Linked DNA regions of Homo sapiens: region 1 is linked to region 2. Evidence: chromatin contacts called from ENCODE Hi-C data. All regions are on one chromosome and are shown on one strand. Each heading gives the region's core, a stretch centred on a gene start or an enhancer-like site at or near the end of the contact. The rest is flanking DNA. Distances are from core to core; before and after follow the strand shown.

Evidence for each region. Hi-C counts contacts between places; a loop is a spot of excess contacts on that map. Pooled maps may share reads with other maps.
Region 1: a loop to region 2 is called in a pooled map, with 17 times the contacts of the local background. The contact joins the enhancer-like site here to the promoter of PRPF18 in region 2. A Hi-C loop is called at or near these places in 3 of 37 single-sample maps with no recorded cell type and 4 of 50 pooled maps.

What each region holds. Positions count from the first base shown.
Region 1 is chr10:13,827,437-13,833,311 of GRCh38, forward strand. The region is part of intron 3 of FRMD4A (FERM domain containing 4A); the gene reads right to left. Among named protein-coding and RNA genes, the nearest start is that of FRMD4A-AS2, 160 kb to the right of the region's middle. Within about 2 kb of position 4,520, at least 7 of the 41 ENCODE cell types and tissues checked have a DNase peak (open chromatin) inside an H3K27ac peak, as active enhancers do.
Region 2 is chr10:13,585,280-13,591,507 of GRCh38, forward strand. PRPF18 (pre-mRNA processing factor 18) reads left to right here and starts at 1,686. Exons shown (of 10, transcript NM_003675.4): 1 at 1,686-1,873. The coding sequence starts at 1,808. It also overlaps the pseudogene RPL6P24. RefSeq lists enhancers at 1,641-1,980, 2,156-2,751.

The sequences.
Region 1 (5,875 bases), core at 3,270-5,769, 240 kb after region 2:
TACATAAGCGAATTTGGCCTGAAATTTTGGAGGCGATGTTTTATTAGGTTTTTAACGCATGCTAATGTCGGCCATTAGGCAGCTTGGCACTGACATTTTGTCTTGATTCTGAAGCCAAACCACATAATAAATATGAAGTCAGTCTCAATTCAGGCAAAGCGAAACAGCCTCCTGCAGACTGATAAGCCAAGAGGTAGGAATGTTCAGAAAATCACGGTCAAGAAAGCAAAAGCAGATGAGCTGAGCCAAGGGCCCTGGGATCTGAGAGAGGGGTTCGGAGGTTCCGGCAGTCTGTAAGTCTGCCAGGAAGCAAGGAATGGGCTAGATCTCCAAGCCTACCCCCAGGAGATTGGAGGGTGAGGCCCGCACGCCAGGAGGAGTGGGAGAGGAGGAGGGAGAAGGGGCCCCTCTGCTCCTGCCTGCTTCGGGGAGCCCTGCTCTTTAATGCTGGGCTCAACTGCTGTCTGGCTGCTCCGAGCCCCTTGGGCTCGAAGCCCCTCCCCTGTCTCTACTGCCCAAATACCATTTATGCAAGACCCCGCTCTGTAGCCCCTCTGCAGAGAGAGCTGCCTTGCTCAGCTGCTCATGGCGGGGCTCTCAGAGTGCTCCAAGCTCCAGCAGGCCTCGTCTGAGGCACTGTCCTACCACATTTCCATCTTTTTTTCTAAATCCATGCCTTTTCAAGGATGGCAACATCTTGAAAGCAGGGATGGTATTATCCACATCTCTTTTTTTCTTATTTCTGTACATTGAAGTGGTACAAGTGCAGTTTTGCTACATGGATATACTATGCAGTGGCAAAGTCTGGGCTTTTAGTGTATCCATCACCCAAATAGCATCCGTTGTACCCATTAGGTCATTTCTCATCCCTCACCCCCTCCCACACTTTCATGTCACCAATGTCTATTATTCCACACTCCACGTCCACGTGTGCACTTTAAGTGAGAACATGTGTATTTGGCTTTTTGTTTTTGAGCTATTTCACTTAATGACTTCCAGTTCCATCCACGTTGCTGCAAAAAACATGATTTCATTCTTTTTGATGGCTGAATACTATTCCATTGTATATGTATACCATGTTTTCTTCTTTCTTTCTTTCTTTTTTTTTTTTTTGAGACGGAGTTTCACTCTTGTTGCCCAGGCTGGAGTGCAATGGCACCATCTTGGCTCACTGCAACCTCCGCCTCCTGGGTTCAAGCAATTCTCCTGCCTCATACTCTCGAGTAGCTGGGATTATAGGCATGTGCCACCATGCCTGGCTAATTTTGTATTTTTAGTAGAGACAGGGTTTCTCCATGTTGGTCAGGCTGCTCTTGAACTTCTGACCTCAGGTGATCCGCCCGCCTTGGCCTCGCAAAGTGCTGGGATTACAGGCGTGAGCCACTGCACCAGGCCACCACGTTTTCTTTATCCAAGTGTCCATTGATGGACACTTAAGTGGATTCCATGTCTTTACTATTGTGAATAGTGCTGTGATAAACATACAAGTGCAGGTATCTTTTTGATATAATGATTTATCTTCCTTTGAGTAGATACCCAGTAATGGGACTGCTGGGTCAAATGGTTCTTTGGTTTTTAGTTCTCTGAGAAATCTCCATACTGTTTTCCATAGACGTTGCATGAATTTGCATTCCTACCAACAGTGTATAAGCATTCCCCTTTCTCCACATCCAAGCCTCACCCAAATGGTGAGTGTTAAATGATGGCCTGGATGGATCAATGAATGAAGGAGTGAATGGTGAGGTGGAATAGGATTTTAGCAGGAGAAGCTTTCACATTGATAAACAAAACGAAAAACATTCTTCCGGCAGGGCATGGTGGCTCACACCTCTAATCCCAGCACTTTGGGGGTCCGAGGCAGGAAGACTCCTTGAGGCCAGGAATTCGAGACCAGCCTGGGCAACAAAGTGAGACCCCATCTCCACAAAAAATAAAAAAATTAGCTGGGTGTGGTGCCGTGTGCCTGTGGTCCCAGCACAGGAGTTTGAGGCTGCTGTGAGCCATGATTGTGCCACTGCACTCCAGCCTGGGCAACAGAGTGAGGTCCCATCTCAAAAAAAGGCAAAAAGCAAAAACCAGTGTTCCCTTGAGTTCTGTTCCCACGTCCAAGCCCTTCTCAATCTTCACAGGAGCCTTCAGTGACTTCATATGTCCTGCTGGTTCTAACTCCTGCTCAATTCAATGCTTCCTAATGCTAGGGATGCCTTCTCTCTCAGTAGGTTTCAGGGCTGTCTTTCACCACTGGAAACCTCTATTTGTAGATATGGGTGCAGCCTAGGTCCATCACCTTTAGCCCCAACCACCCTTAGTAAGTGGAGCTGAACATGTGCAGGGAAGACCCATCTGTGGGAATTCAGGAGAGCCAGGAGAAAGGCATGGATCCCCATCTTTGCTTCTGTCACCTGCCTGACTCTTCTTGCCATAAGTGTTTCACCAAAATAAATCGGGGGCCTGGCCAGGCCACTGGAAACACTGACCTTGAAGACTTTTCAGGAAATGATTTGCATGCAGTGCAGAAGACCTCTGACCCCTTCCTGTCGCTGGCACCTGATCGGATCCTAGCAGTGACCTCACCTGGGGATTTGACTGTGTGCTTCCCCACATGCCCTAGCTCTCTCTCTCTCTCTTCCTTTCTCTTAGCCTTACATGTTCTCTCTGGAGGAGATAACGCGCTTTACATTCATAACAGTGTGTCAGTCTGCAGAGAGAGAAATCATCTAAGGCCATGACCTCACTGCCACAAGTGTCACTGACTGCCAGGCAGAGCATCCATCGGGCAGGGCGCTGTCCCTCCTCGGCCCTCCTTCCCTCCATTTGCAGGAGGAAGGGTCACTACCATCCAGGTCACAGGCACAAAAGAGATTTTGTTGTCTGGGCTGCTGCTTTTCCAGCCCCTCTGACAGACTCCAGAAGGAGTCAAGGAATTGGGAAGGCGACAGCGTTAGAACAAGAAGGTGAAAAAACAGCAAGCATGCATCTTTCTCCCAGAGCTTCTCCAAAGCCAAACTATAGACTCTGAATGAGCCCTGAGCCAAGATGAGAGGTCAAGGTTCTTGTCCTGACTGTGGGCCACAGAGTTCTATGGTTTTAACAGAGAAGGTGGGATCCATAGCCCACTTCCAGTGGCTCCCTTTAACCAGTGCTGCCCCCTGCAGAACCAGCACAAGGCGACACGTTAATGTAACCCCAGCATTGCCATTGAAGGCTTTATGGGAGGCCTTGCCCTACTTACCAGAGAAAGCAAAGCGGGAGGTGTAGAGAAATGGGAAGCCTGACCATGTATGTTCATGTTCCATGTCACGCAGCATCCCTGTGTGTGTGTATGTGTGCACAGGAGTACTTGGTGTCATAAGTTTTGCTTATTATTATTAGAGACAGAGTCTCGCTCTGTCACCCAGGCAGGAGTTCAATGGCACATTCTCGGCTCACTGCAACCTCTGCCTCCCGGGTTCAAGTGATTCTCATGCCTCAGCCTCCCAAGTAGCTGGGATTACAGGCACCCACCACCAGGCCTGGCTAATTTTTGTATTTTTGGTAGAGACAGGGTTTTGCCATGTTGGCCAGGCTGGTCTTGAGCTCCTGACCTCAAGTGATCCACCTGCCTTGGCCTCCCAAAGTGCTAGGATTATAGGTGTGAGCCACCATGCCTGGCCAATTTTGCTTTTTAGAAATCACTCCAGACCTGACACTTCTTAGCTAGACAAAGAGGCACACACACACAGAGAGGCAGGACGCTCACTTCTACAGTCCCTGTGGAGTTTTAGACCAAACGCAATGCCTCTGACCTTCTTTGGATGACATCAACTTTACCGGTCTTCATCTGGGGACCTGGGCATCAAATCCCAGCCTGAAGATCCCAGGATTGGCCAGGTATGGTGGTGTATACCTGAGGTCTCAGCACTTTGGGAAGTTGAGGCAGGAGGATTGCTTGAGCGTAGGAGTTTGAGGCCTGCAGTGAGCTATGATTGCACCACTGCACTCTACCCTAGGTGACAGAGCAAGGTCCTGTCTCTAAAACAAATAAAATAAGAACTTAAGATTGCTGTTAGGAAACAAGAAGGCTTTGAAGTCACAGACTTGGACTGGCATTAAGGTTTTCTGAACTGTTGTGGGATCAGGACCCAGTAGCTTCACTTCCCAGAGTTTCAGCTTCTTTTCTGTAAAGTGGACATCATATCTCCAACTTTCTGGACACCATGGAGTTAAATAAGATGGTGTATGGGACATGTAACTCAGTTCTTGACACATAATTATTACTTACTGCTTGTTAATTCCTTCCACACGTCCACTGTGCATTTCCCTTCCCCATGCCAACCTCTTAACAACATCCTCATTACATCCTTATCCTGCTTCCTTTTTGGGTAGGAGATCTCCCAGTTGCCATTGTCTGGGAACACCCAGGCATTCACCGGGGGAGAGGCTGAGCTACTCCAAAATGGAGACAGTGCTGGGTGGACTCCTGCCTCTATCAGAATTCATCCAGGCCAAGAGCTCAGGGCTTTTTTAGCCAAACAACAGCAATCTCCTGCTGGCACGTAATCTTCAAGACTTTCACTTCCTCTGTCAGAGTGGAGGGAAAAATCAAACAGAACAAAAGCAAAATGAAAACCCTGGCCTGGACTTCCATTCTAATGTGCATGAGTGAGGTGGGCTCTGATGATCAATTACACCAGCAGAACCAATGAATTACACCAAGAGAACCGAGTTGCCGGCCCAGCTCACCGGGGGTGAACTCAGACACTGCTTTTCCTGCCTGCTTTCGGCTGCTCCCTCTCGGCCACTCTTCCAAGCTGCATCCCAAGCTGTCCTTTCTAGCTGCTTGATTGAAGTGCCTTTCCCGTGTGTCCACAGCAATACCAGCATCAAGGATTGTCCACTGCCCTCTTAGGATTCCTTCCTCCAAACAGACCCTCGTGCTTCGTCCAGAGTGAGAGGTTTCAGAACAGGAAGCAGGAGGTCTGTGCGGAAATGTCACCTGGATCTTCTAAATTAGTGATTTCAGCCTTGCGAGCACATTAGAATCAGCGGGGCAGTTTAAAAAGCCAGAGATGCCTGGGGCACCCTCGGGATTCCGACTTGATTGGTCTTGGGTGGGTCGAGGAATCTGTGGATTCTTTTTTCTTTTTCTTTATTTAGAGAAAGGGTCTCACTCTGTCACTCAGGCTGAAGTACAGTGGTACAATTATAGCTCACAGCAACCTTGAACTCTTGGGATCCTGCTAGGAAGCTGGGAATGGCCTAGATCTCCAAGCACACCCCTAGGGGACTAGAGGGTGAGGCCTGCAGGCCAGGGGGTAGGTGGGAGTGATCCTCCCACCTCAGCCTCCGAAGTAGCTGGGACTAGAGGTGAATGCCACCACACCCGGCTAATTTTTAAATTTTTTATAGAGACAGGGTCTTGCTATGTTGCCCAGACTGGTCTTGAACTCCTAGCCTCAAGCAATCCTCCCACCTCAGCCTCCTAAAGTGGGAATCGGTTGATTCTAATGAGTGCAACTAGGAATGAGCATCTGGAAAGAATCACTGTGTTGTGGGGAAATGCATATTTGCGATGTAATTAGAATGCTGATGCCTTTCCGTGTACAGTCTGCCTTCACACATATGTCTCCCTGGATTCAGAACAGTATTTATCGAGCACCCACTCGTGCTGGGTAGGGTGATGGGTGCCATGGATCTGCCATAGGAAGCCATGGTCCCTGACTGTATTAGACTGTTCTCACATTGCCAATAAAGACATACCTGAGACTGGGTAATTTATAAAGAAAAAGAGGTTTAATGGACTCACAGTTCCATATGGCTGGGGAGGCCTCACAATCATGGTGGAAGAGCAAGAGAAGTCTTACATGGTGGCAGGCAAGAGAGAGCTTGTGCAGGG
Region 2 (6,228 bases), core at 436-2,935:
CTCCTGGATATCTTTTTTCCTTCCTTTTGAATGGAAAAGCTTGCTTGTCAGTTGCTTGTTCAAGTATTTCTCTCTATCACTCTTTGATCTCAGGCCTTAATCAGGATTCAGTGCACATGTTTACATAAACGTAGAAATCAATGAAAGTCTAAAATGTAAGGGGAGGCTGTTAACTGTAGCTAGTAACTTCTCTGGTTTACACTGACAGTTTCCCAGGTAGCCAGCCGTTGTGTTCTCTGTAAACTTCCATTGCTGTTACTGTCATCTGTCTTAACCCTTCAGGTTTTTTTTGTGTCTAACAATCCCTAATCCCTAAATCAGGAAAATGCTAATAAATTATTATTTGCTCATTGATTAGTGAGGGAAACCCATATTCATGCAAGAGTGTTGCCATATTTAGTTCAAGGACATTTTCCTGTGTTGGCTTATTTCTGGCAAAAGTCAGGTATATTTTATTTTATTTTGTTTTGTTTTTGAGACAAAGTCTTGCTCTATCACCCAGGCTGGACTGCAGTGGCATGATCCCGGCTCACTGCAACCTCCATCTCCCGGATTCAAGCAATTCTCCTGTCTCAGCCTCCTGAGTAGCTAGGACTATAGGCACCTGCCACCACGCCTGGCTAATTTTTGTATTTTTAGTAGAGACGGGATTTCACCATGCTGGCCAGGCTGGTCTTGAACTCCTGACCTCAGGTGATCTGTCCACCTCGGCCTCCCAAAGTTCTGGGATTACAGGGGTGAGCCACCCCGTCTGGCCTCAGATATCTTTTAGATGAAGTATCACCCCCCACAAAAGACTTTCTAAATTGAAATAATTCAATTGTTCATTTTTTTGTTTTGTAAAGCATTTTACCCATTATCAGCTGACTCAACAAAATGATATTTCTTACCTTTTTTGAGTAAGAAAAACGAAATGTCAAATATTGTTCAATTATGATTTCACAAAAACAATTTTTAAACGTGCTTCAATGACATGAAAAAAATAAGTCCACTGTAAACAAATGTTAGGGACTTAAAAAATCTCTGACATAATTTTTCTCTTCAATTTAACTTTTTTTCCCTTGGGTTGGATTTAAAAAAAAAAAAGGAATTTCTGATTACATCTCCAATCATGTCACTGAAAAATCTTGATTGCTGAACACATGACCAAAAAATGATTAGTTAGCTTGAGGTAAATGTTCAATTATCACCAAGATTGGTAAGCAATCTAAAACAGAGGGAGTGAAGATAAATTGACTTCCAAACTGCTTTAAATGGTTGTAGTCGTTTAAGTTCACAGGAAATTTAACAGGCTAGTAATGAACAGACAGCCCTTTCACTCTATTGTTACAAGTTAGTATTATTGTTTAGATTTTTCTCATCCTTTTGCAAATTTTGCAAGCAAGTAACTTCAGAAACCCTAATGTAAATTTCCAGTTAATAAAGATCTTGATTTAACTGGCATTATTGAGGTGTTCTTCGAGAGGCTTTTGGAACTCAACTAGCAGGTGCAGAGAGTACTACAAAGACCCGGGTTTCCGTCCACGTTCACGTAAACCTCCCTACGAGGGGAAACTACAGGCGCGCTGCCGGAGGGCGCCGCCAGTGGGCACTCACGCACAGCTGCTTTGGCCACCACAGGCGCCCCGGGCCACTCTCTTCCCTCATCTCTCTCATCCCAGCTTCCGCCGGAAGCGGCTCCTGTCAGTTGTTCTCAGGTGTTTGGGCTTGTTGTTCCGTATACTCAGTGGGTTCGCGGCCGCCGGCCCAGTGAGGCTGGGTTCGAGGAGCTGGAGCGGGAAACTGGAGCTTAAATTCTGGCGGCGAGATGGACATTCTGAAATCAGAGATCCTTCGGAAGCGGCAGCTGGTGGAGGACAGGAACCTGCTGGTGGTGAGGACCCTGCGGTCGTGGGGGTCGGGATGTAAGAGTGAGAGTATGTGTGTCGGGGTTTTGGGGTGAGGGTGACGATACTCAGAGGATTCGGGGCGGGGACGGGGCTTAGCGAGTGTCCTGCCACTACCCCTGGTAGGCCCCCTTAGATCCAACCCTTGGCGTCTCACTGTTGAGGCTGGAGAATAGGGTCTGAGAGCAGGGAACTTGAGTACAATTCGTGCTGACTTCCCAAAGCTGGATCAAAAGGAAAACACCTGGGTCTGGGGGCGGGAACCTGAGGCCAATTAACGCCCACGTCCAAAAGCCAAACCAAAAGAAAAATCCTCATCTTCCCACCACCGAGTAGCAAAGGCTTCAGGCTGCGGCTCTCCCCGCATCCCTGCCTTTCCACCACCTCTCAGATGGGAAGGGAACGTGCCCTGCATTGGCCGTGGGCCAATCACGGGCCATCCCTTCATCTGCATAGGGCGCCAGTTCACCTCAGTCTTTAGCCACAGACCGAACCCTTCATCCAGATACGGGGTAGCTGATAGGGACCTCAGAAGGAGTACCTAAAACCCGGAAAACTTTGTAACCGGGGCCTCGAGCCGCTTGCTCGGGCCCACTCACACCCTGTGGAGTGCTTTCTCGCGTTCATAAGTCCCTACTTTTGCTGCTTCATTCCTGTGTTTTGTTACTTTTTTTGTGCGTTTTGTCCAATTCTTTGTTCAAAACGCCAAGGACCCGGGCAACTTACACTCACGGCCTTCTTTCCGGTAACCACTTGGGAGCCTTAGGGATGCAGGTGTGGGAATTGCAGGAAAACCCGAGGCTTTGTTTGTTTTCCCCCGACTGACCCTGTTTCCCTCCAGTTTACCTAACTGCCCCCTATCCCCGCTCCTACCTGTTGGCATTCTGCGGACGTGCCCCAGTGCTCCTGAGAGTTCCCTTCTGTCGCCTTACGAAGGGTTTGTGCCCAACTGAAACATGGAGGAAGGGCCGCCGGGCGCGGTGGCTCACACCTGTAATCCCCACACTTTGGTGGGCAGATCACCTGAGGTCAGGAGTTCGAGACCAGCCTGGCAAACATGGTGAAACCCCGTCTCTACTAAAAACACCAAAATTAGCTGGGCGTGGTGGTGCGCGCCTGTAATCCCAGCTACTCAGGAGGCTGAGGCCAGAGAATCACTTGAACCCGGGAGGCGGAGGTTGCCGTGAGCCGACATCGCACCACTGCACTCCTGCCTGGGCGACAGAGTGAGACACCGTCTCAAAAAAAAAAAAAAATTCCTTCTAGCCAGGTGTGGTGGTGCGCGCGTCTAGTCCCGGCTGCTTGGGAGACCAAGGCGGGAGGATCGCTTGAGCCCAGGAGTTCAGGCTGCAGTGAGCTATCATCGTGCCACTGCACTCCAGCCTGGGTGAGAGACCGAGTCCCTGTCTCTAAAAAAAAAAAAAAAAAAGTAATAAAATTCCTTTCTAATAGTAAATCCCAATTTTTTAAATTCTATTCCTCCTCCTTCTCTCTTCTTCAACACATGAAAAGTCTGTAGGCCTGCTCTTCACTGATGGGAATGCTAAGACTCTTTTGGAAAGGTACTAAAAAGGGGGAGAAAGAATTACATGATTTAGGAACTTCCTGAAGATGATCTCCCTTACTTTATTGTGTAGCAGTAACTTAGACCGCTGGTTCTCAAAGCTTTTGGTCTCAGGACCCCTTCACACTCTTAAAAGTTACTGAAGATCTTGAAGGACTTTTGTTTATGTGTTATTTCTATCCGTATTTACCATATTAGAAGTTAAAACTGAGAAACGTTAAAAATACTCACTGATCGATCATTTGGAAAACATTGGGTTACTGAATTATGCAGGTCTCCCACCTGTTGACACATTTCATTACAAAATATGAAAAGATCACTTCATTTAATATCCACTGATCTGAGAAACATCTGTAAGCATTAGGAAACTGTCAGGCTCCTGATGACAGATCTAAGTTCACCACACTTAATTTCCACTTGGAAGCTGGAATTTTATCATAGGCAACAAATATTATCAGTTATTTTCTTGAAGTGATCTGCTCACTTTGTTCAGTTTGGGGAAGTTGTCTGCCAAATACCCAAGTCTGAAGAACCATGGTTTGCCGGGTGTTCTTAAGTGTAAAAATGGTATTCCGTGAAAAAGCCAGTTTAGCTTGCAACTCAATTACTTTCCTCCACACAACCAGCAAACTTTAGTATAAATGAGAATTGTTGTATGCATCTTTCCTGTTTTGTCACATAATATTAAAAAGATATGGCCAAAGATCAAGACTTAATAAAAATAGTAATTTTACTCCTTTATCATAAGGAGTAAATTTGTTTAGAGAAACTGGCTCCCTCTGGCTGCAGTGGCAGTTTAGAGTCACTGCCTTGGTTCTTGCTAAGGCTTTAGCAAATTTACCATTGCTTTTCACCTACAGTGCAGATGTCATCAGAGTGAGCAGGCAGATAATGCCTTACTGTAGAAAACACTTTTGACCTCATGAGTCCTCTCAGAGGGTCTACAGGACCCATGGAAATCCGTGCATCACAGAATATCTGACTTAGATATTTGGATGTTGTGTACGATTGATGTATGTGATGTAGTGTAAGTAAGTTAGAGTTCTTAGCTTGGTAAATGGCAAATTTCATGATCATTGAAACTTTAAAAACAATTAGAAAAGTGGAGGTAATAGAATGCTGTTTGGTAGGTATGGGGAAAAGCTTGTTCATATTTGTAAATGTTTTTATGTCTACTGCAGGGACCTTTTGATGAGTGGTTGGGAGTATTTTAAATTTAGGTGTTGGAGTGCATAGTGGATGTTAGGAAGGGCCAGGGTGTTGAAATCTAAGTGCTTTAAAGGGAAAAGTGAATCACAAAATATTCAGCCCACCCTCAAGGTTCACAACATGAATATTTGCATAATCATGTTCTTCGTCATTGAAATGCACCAATCTACAAAAATGATCATTAAAAAAAAAACTTTAGATTCTTCAGGGTCATTTATAATTTATAATATATAAACTTTTCCTGGGTGTCTTTCATTTTTTAATTTGGTAGTTGATTGAATTATCACATAATTCCAGCCAGAAGATAAGATTGATTTTTTCAATCACAGAGCAGTTCAGACCAACAAAGGGCGTACATGAAATGGGAATTAAAATACTGACATTCGGCCGGGCGCGGTGGCTCACGCCTGTAATCCCAGCACTTTGGGAGCCTGGGGTGGGCAGATCACGAGATTGAGACCATCCTGGCTAACACGGTGAAACCCCATCTCTACTGAAAATACAAAAAAAAAAAATATATATATATATATATATTAGCTGGGCATGGTGGCAGGTGCCTGTAGTCCCAGCTACTCAGGAGGCTGAGGCAGGAGAATGGCGTGAACCCGGGAGGCGGGGCTTGCAGTGAGCTGATATTGTGCCACTGCACTGCAGCCTGGGCGACAGAGCGAGACTCCATCTCAAAAAAAAAAAAAAAAAATACTGACATTCATAGTTTATATTAGCAGTAATGTTAGGCATCATGCAATATGTGTTTTCTAACTTGTACAACAAGTTGCCATTGTTCCCATTTACAGATGAGGAAACTGGAAGCTAAGAGAAGTTACATGACTATAGGATTATGCAGCTAGCAAGAGATAGAGCCTGGATTTGAACCCTGGTCTGTTCCTACTTCAGAGCCTGATCTGTTAACCTGTACAGATAGAATGGATATTTATTCACCTTACAAACATAGAACTAGTTTTGATAGGGCTAATGTAACAAAGCACTGGAAAATTATTAGACTAACATGATTTATATTTTTCAAAGTGCTATATGCTATCTGATTTGAGCTTTACAACGGTTAATTAGTGCACAAGGCAATGCTGTTTTCATGGATGATGAAATTGAGGCTTAGAGGGTTACACGATGTTCTCATATTCCTGTGGCCAGCCGGGATAGATCTCAAGTCTTAGACCAACTTGAGGGTGAGTGCTCTTGCATGATGTAAGGGAACATACACAACTAGGCGTCTTTTCTGTTGTATCCATGGGAAGACAGTCTTTAGATCTGCAGCTCTATCATTTCATGCAGAATAGTTGCTTTATATTTTTCATCTTTCTGCATCACAGTGTCTGTCAGTAACTTACAGACTTTTTCACTGCCCCGTTCATAGCAATACATTTTTATATATTGATCTGATATGTATGTGAAAAAAGTTTTATGAAATAATTCTTACAACCACAAATGATTTTATCATGTTTTATTCAGTCCTCCTTTTTTGTTATCAGTTATTTAATTAGGTTCTTCTTAAGAAATGTAGAACACCAATTTGTGAGGATAAATTCCATGAGTCGGGGCAAACACAGA